2 separate regions of the Homo sapiens genome follow, and region 1 is linked to region 2. Evidence: chromatin contacts called from ENCODE Hi-C data. All regions are on one chromosome and are shown on one strand. Each heading gives the region's core, a stretch centred on a gene start or an enhancer-like site at or near the end of the contact. The rest is flanking DNA. Distances are from core to core; before and after follow the strand shown. Region 1 holds the start of CDKN2B-AS1 (CDKN2B and CDKN2A antisense cis and trans regulatory RNA 1). Region 2 has its middle 17 kb from the start of MIR31HG.

The links. Hi-C counts contacts between places; a loop is a spot of excess contacts on that map. Pooled maps may share reads with other maps.
Region 1: a map of naive thymus-derived CD4-positive, alpha-beta T cell shows a loop between it and region 2 (3-fold over the local background). The contact joins the promoter of CDKN2B-AS1 here to the enhancer-like site in region 2. A Hi-C loop is called at or near these places in 2 of 168 maps with a recorded cell type or tissue (Calu3 and naive thymus-derived CD4-positive, alpha-beta T cell) and 8 of 50 pooled maps.

What each region holds. Positions count from the first base shown.
Region 1 is chr9:21,993,341-21,996,040 of GRCh38, reverse strand. CDKN2B-AS1 (CDKN2B and CDKN2A antisense cis and trans regulatory RNA 1) reads right to left here and starts at 1,250. Exons shown (of 19, transcript NR_003529.4): 1 at 880-1,250. It overlaps LOC124902130 (a long non-coding RNA gene), which reads left to right and starts at 2,013. Exons shown (of 2, transcript XR_007061436.1): 1 at 2,013-2,155. It also overlaps a transcript of CDKN2A not described here. RefSeq lists silencers at 797-996, 1,317-1,576.
Region 2 is chr9:21,575,459-21,578,158 of GRCh38, reverse strand. No RefSeq gene overlaps it. Among named protein-coding and RNA genes, the nearest start is that of MIR31HG, 17 kb to the right of the region's middle. RefSeq lists a silencer at 1,130-1,179. Within about 2 kb of position 1,403, at least 10 of the 41 ENCODE cell types and tissues checked have a DNase peak (open chromatin) inside an H3K27ac peak, as active enhancers do.

The DNA of each region.
Region 1 (2,700 bases), core at 1-2,500, 420 kb before region 2:
CCACTTCTTCAACTAGGCCACTAGGCCCAAGCGCATGAACAGGAAGCCACTGAGAAGCGGGCCACATTTCCAGGTTCCCGGAGCTGGGCCTAGTCCCGAATCCTCTGGCACACACCCACCCACTCAGGCCGCGGGTCCAGCCCGCGAGGTTTAGGACGGATCCAGGCAGACCGCAGGCTCCGGGTCGGGGCACCGGGTCAGCGCGCCGGCCTGAAGGCGGCGTCCTGGGCTCGACTTCCCGCGCGCGGAGAGCCGGCGAGCCCGCGTCCGAGTTCCTGGACGAGAGCCGAGCCTCGCTTAGACCGCGCTCAGGACCCGGCTCCTCCGCATTCTCCGGCTGCCCCTGTGTCCTCGACTCACCCCTCCTTTCTGCCGCTCCTTCCTTTCCTTGCCCTGCTTTTACTGTTCCCAAACAGGACCGCTTTTCCTGTCTCCCAGCTGGAAAGGAGGAAGGGAGAGAGTCCAGAAAGGATCGGTGATGTGGAAGAAAAGGGGAGGAGGGGACATGGAGGGGGAGACCGGAGAGAGAACGTACGCCGAGGAGTCAGGCGGCGGGATCAAGGGGAGTCGGGGTGTCTGGGCGCGGGGCAGAGCGTGGAGGCGGCAGCGGCCAACGGTCGCCAAGACAACCATTCTACGCGAGGACGCGGCGACAGGAGGGGAGCGGCCAGCAGGGGAGGGGAGCGCGGGGGAAGAGGAAAGAGGAAGAAGCGCTCAGATGCTCCGCGGCTGTCGTGAAGGTTAAAACCGAAAATAAAAATGGGCTAGACACAAAGGACTCGGTGCTTGTCCCAGCCAGGCGCCCTCGGCGACGCGGGCAGCTGGGAGGGGAATGGGCGCCCGGACCCAGCTGGGACCCCCGGGTGCGACTCCACCTACCTAGTCCGGCGCCAGGCCGGGTCGACAGCTCCGGCAGCGCCAGCGCCGCGCCGTGTCCAGATGTCGCGTCAGAGGCGTGCAGCGGTTTAGTTTAATTTCGCTTGTTTTCCAAATCTAGAAGAGGAGCGGAGCGGCTTTTAGTTCAAAACTGACATTCAGCCTCCTGATTGGCGGATAGAGCAATGAGATGACCTCGCTTTCCTTTCTTCCTTTTTCATTTTTAAATAATCTAGTTTGAAGAATGGAAGACTTTCGACGAGGGGAGCCAGGAATAAAATAAGGGGAATAGGGGAGCGGGGACGCGAGCAGCACCAGAATCCGCGGGAGCGCGGCTGTTCCTGGTAGGGCCGTGTCAGGTGACGGATGTAGCTAGGGGGCGAGCTGCCTGGAGTTGCGTTCCAGGCGTCCGGCCCCTGGGCCGTCACCGCGGGGCGCCCGCGCTGAGGGTGGGAAGATGGTGGTGGGGGTGGGGGCGCACACAGGGCGGGAAAGTGGCGGTAGGCGGGAGGGAGAGGAACGCGGGCCCTGAGCCGCCCGCGCGCGCGCCTCCCTACGGGCGCCTCCGGCAGCCCTTCCCGCGTGCGCAGGGCTCAGAGCCGTTCCGAGATCTTGGAGGTCCGGGTGGGAGTGGGGGTGGGGTGGGGGTGGGGGTGAAGGTGGGGGGCGGGCGCGCTCAGGGAAGGCGGGTGCGCGCCTGCGGGGCGGAGATGGGCAGGGGGCGGTGCGTGGGTCCCAGTCTGCAGTTAAGGGGGCAGGAGTGGCGCTGCTCACCTCTGGTGCCAAAGGGCGGCGCAGCGGCTGCCGAGCTCGGCCCTGGAGGCGGCGAGAACATGGTGCGCAGGTTCTTGGTGACCCTCCGGATTCGGCGCGCGTGCGGCCCGCCGCGAGTGAGGGTTTTCGTGGTTCACATCCCGCGGCTCACGGGGGAGTGGGCAGCGCCAGGGGCGCCCGCCGCTGTGGCCCTCGTGCTGATGCTACTGAGGAGCCAGCGTCTAGGGCAGCAGCCGCTTCCTAGAAGACCAGGTAGGAAAGGCCCTCGAAAAGTCCGGGGCGCATTCGGCACTTGTTTTGTTTGGTGTGATTTCGTAAACAGATAATTCGTCTCTAGCCCAGGCTAGGAGGAGGAGGAGATAACCGCCGGTGGAGGCTTCCCCATTCGGGTTACAACGACTTAGACATGTGGTTCTCGCAGTACCATTGAACCTGGACCTCCCTTCACACAGCCCCTCAATCGTGGGAAACTGAGGCGAACAGAGCTTCTAAACCCACCTCAGAAGTCAGTGAGTCCCGAATATCCTGGGTGGGAATGACTAAGACACACACACACACACACACACACACACACACACACACACACACACAGTAGGAAAGGTGTATTTCAAGCACACTTTCTTTCTCCTTGGGGAGAATTATTGCTAACCATCTAAGTTTTCTGGAGGCGGCCTTTTTTCTCCCCAGCCTCCCGGCGGGGTCACCCTCTCCCACCTTCCAGGAGAGTGGAGGACCCGTGAGATACGGGGCACGCAGGCAGCGACTTCCTGAAATGCTAACAAGGATCGTAGGATCAGTTACTGCTGCGAGGAGCAAGCACTTGCTTCTTGGGGGAGTTTTGCAGCCAACAGGGAAATGGGCTTTCTTTGTGAGTTAGAGGTAGAGGTCCGGCGGCCTGAGTGATTGAAACTGCTCGGGACAATGCTCGTATGTTTAGCAAACGACAGAACTGTAGAACTGTTCCTGAGAAATCCCAACTGATAGTATTTTAGTCATCTCAGACGACAGTTAGCACAGTTTAAAAATGAGGCCTACTTCTTGAAAAACAGA
Region 2 (2,700 bases), core at 154-2,653:
TGTGACCTAATAATAATAGTTATAAAACAGGCTATATAAAACTACATGACAGTATGATTTCAACCATGGAAAATGATACTTAGTGAAAGATGTCAATAGCAGTGATAACAATGGTTATCTATGCTTATTTCAATTATTTTTACTTGCTTCACTTTGTTTTTCTGTATTTTCCAAGTTTGCTGTCATCATTAGAAAAAAATTATAGAAGAAAAGAGAAAAACCAGAACAAAAGCAAAACTCTCATCATATAGGCTCAATTAGATGCAGAAAGAGAAGAGAAACTTAATGCTGGGCATCTCAAGTTGACGTGAGTTTCCTTTGTGGTCCAGCTTCTGTATAGCATATCTAGCATCAAAAATCCAACCCAAACCAGGTATTGATTTTAGTCGACCACCAGATCTATCTGATACAAAACAGAATGACAAAGTGACCATCCAAGTAAATACATCATTAGGATGCATCAATCTAATGTCCAGAACAAAGGAGGTGATGGCTCAGCCTACTGTGGACTCACCAGCCCCTGTCTGGATGGTATGGTTAGCGCTGTGCACCTGAAACAGAATGGTGAATAACTACAGTCTGTCCAGAAGAGGGTAGCCATAATGGCAAAATGTCTTGAAACCCTATGACATTGCTGCTTAAAACTCCTCCCTGTTTTTTTATTATTTTTGGAAAAATGTCCCTAAGTCTACAAAACCCAGCTTCATCTGGGAAGACCCTCCCTGACTCAAAAGTCTATTCATGCAGTTTTTGTTTCAATTCCTTCTATAGATCAAGTTACTCCTCACTTCAAAACTTAGAATCCCCTGGCTCGTACTTTGAATTATTTTTTGAATGAAGGAATGAATTCTGTAAAGCCTGTCTGTATATTTTTATGATCACCCTCCCCTTCTACATCTTAATTTCTACATAATGTTTAGAAAATGAGATTCTAAATCTGAAAAAGAGAAAACAGGTGGGAGAGGAGGGGATATGATTCCTTCTGTTTAACTCCATTAACTAGAATTAAGATTAATTACAGTTCTAAAACCATAAGGAAGAACGTTCTAAAAACTACATTTAAAAACTAGTATTGGTGCAAGGAACTCCCCTGTATGAAGTGTGTGCAAGTCATATTTGAGCATAAGCATGGGTTGGAGTTATCATAAAGGGGATTTTTCTGTCAGGTAGCTGAGTTTCATTACTCTCAAGAAATTACTTCAAAGTACGTGATTCTGTGACTTAGCAATCTCTTTGGCTATAGAGGCACTACATAAGGAAGAGAAGATTTAAGATGACAGGAGGCATAGAGCTAAACAAAGAAAAGCTTGGGGAAAAAAAGGAAATGTAACACTGTCTCAAAACATTTGATCTCATCATTTCGAGCCTTCTCTGAGGCTAGGGTTGGCAGGCCTCCCAGAGAAACCAAAACAAAGCAACGTAACAGGGCACCACAAAACAAAAGGGGACCTAAGCTGGGCAATGAGAAGATGAAAGCACTGTGTCCAGATTCACTGAAGAGAGAGACGAGATATGAAAGGCAGCCTTTCTCTTTAGGGTCCTTTTCAATTCACTTAAAAGCACACCTTTGAAATGAATGTCCTCAGCAGAGAGAGGGCCGTTCCCTGAATCCAGAAGTTGAGGCGTTAATTACCATGGCTAAAGGAATGTGTTGAAATGTCAGTGCAACTGCTTTCTCTATCTTCACTATCCTTAACCAAAAGTTGTGTCATCAGTCTGGAATGAGCAATGCCTGCTCAACAAACCCAGCTTTTTTCCTTCTCTTTGTATTTGCTTATTCACAGTTCAGAAATTGTCCAGTGACCTTCTTACTGTCTAACCAAGGGAATTCATATTGTTGTGGAAAGGAAAACAACTTCCATTTGGTTTGAGTGAAAGATCCACATGATGTTTCTGTTTGAGACGTGAAAGATGAAAACTGAGCTATACTGTATAGCTTAACCTTATTAAGGGGTGATTTGTTTCCCAGCTACAGTGTGGAAACTCCTTGTGAGGTAGAACACAAATGTTTTACCTTTTTTGACTGCTGCTAAAAGGTATTTATGTTTTTTGGGTGCTATGATGTTTATTGGGTTCTCACTATGTTTCAGGCAATGAGCCGAGTGATTTGTATGCATTATGTCCTAAATCCTAACAATAGCCTGGAAGTAGATCCAATTATAGCCCTTTTCACAGAAAAAGCCTAGAGCGGGTAGGTTGCTTACTTCAAGTCTACAAGCTTCTAAGAAGCAGAGCCAGTTATATATTTGAGAGTTTCATATATTTGCACATCACCTGTCCGCTGTAGTTCAGCATAAAACATTGTCATCTGCTGCTATGGACAGATAAATATCCTTCACACTTCTTGTTCATTATGACAGAAGCAGGTACAGTAAAAACAAATGATGTTCAGAGAATGGTTCATATCAACTGTATACTCTTTTTTGCTGTAAGAATTGGGAAAGGCCAAGGTGGGCGGATCGCTTGGGCCCAGGAGTTTGGGACCAGCCTAGGCAACATAGGGAGACCACAAATCTACAAAAAATTACAAAAATTAGCCTGATATTGTGCCATGTGCCTGTAGTCCCAGCTACTTGGAAGGCTGAATTAGGAGGACTGCTGGAGCCTGGGAGGTCAAGGCTTCAGTGAGCAGTAATCATACCACTGTACTCCAGCCTGGGCAACAAAGCAAGACCCTGTCTTACACACACACACACACAC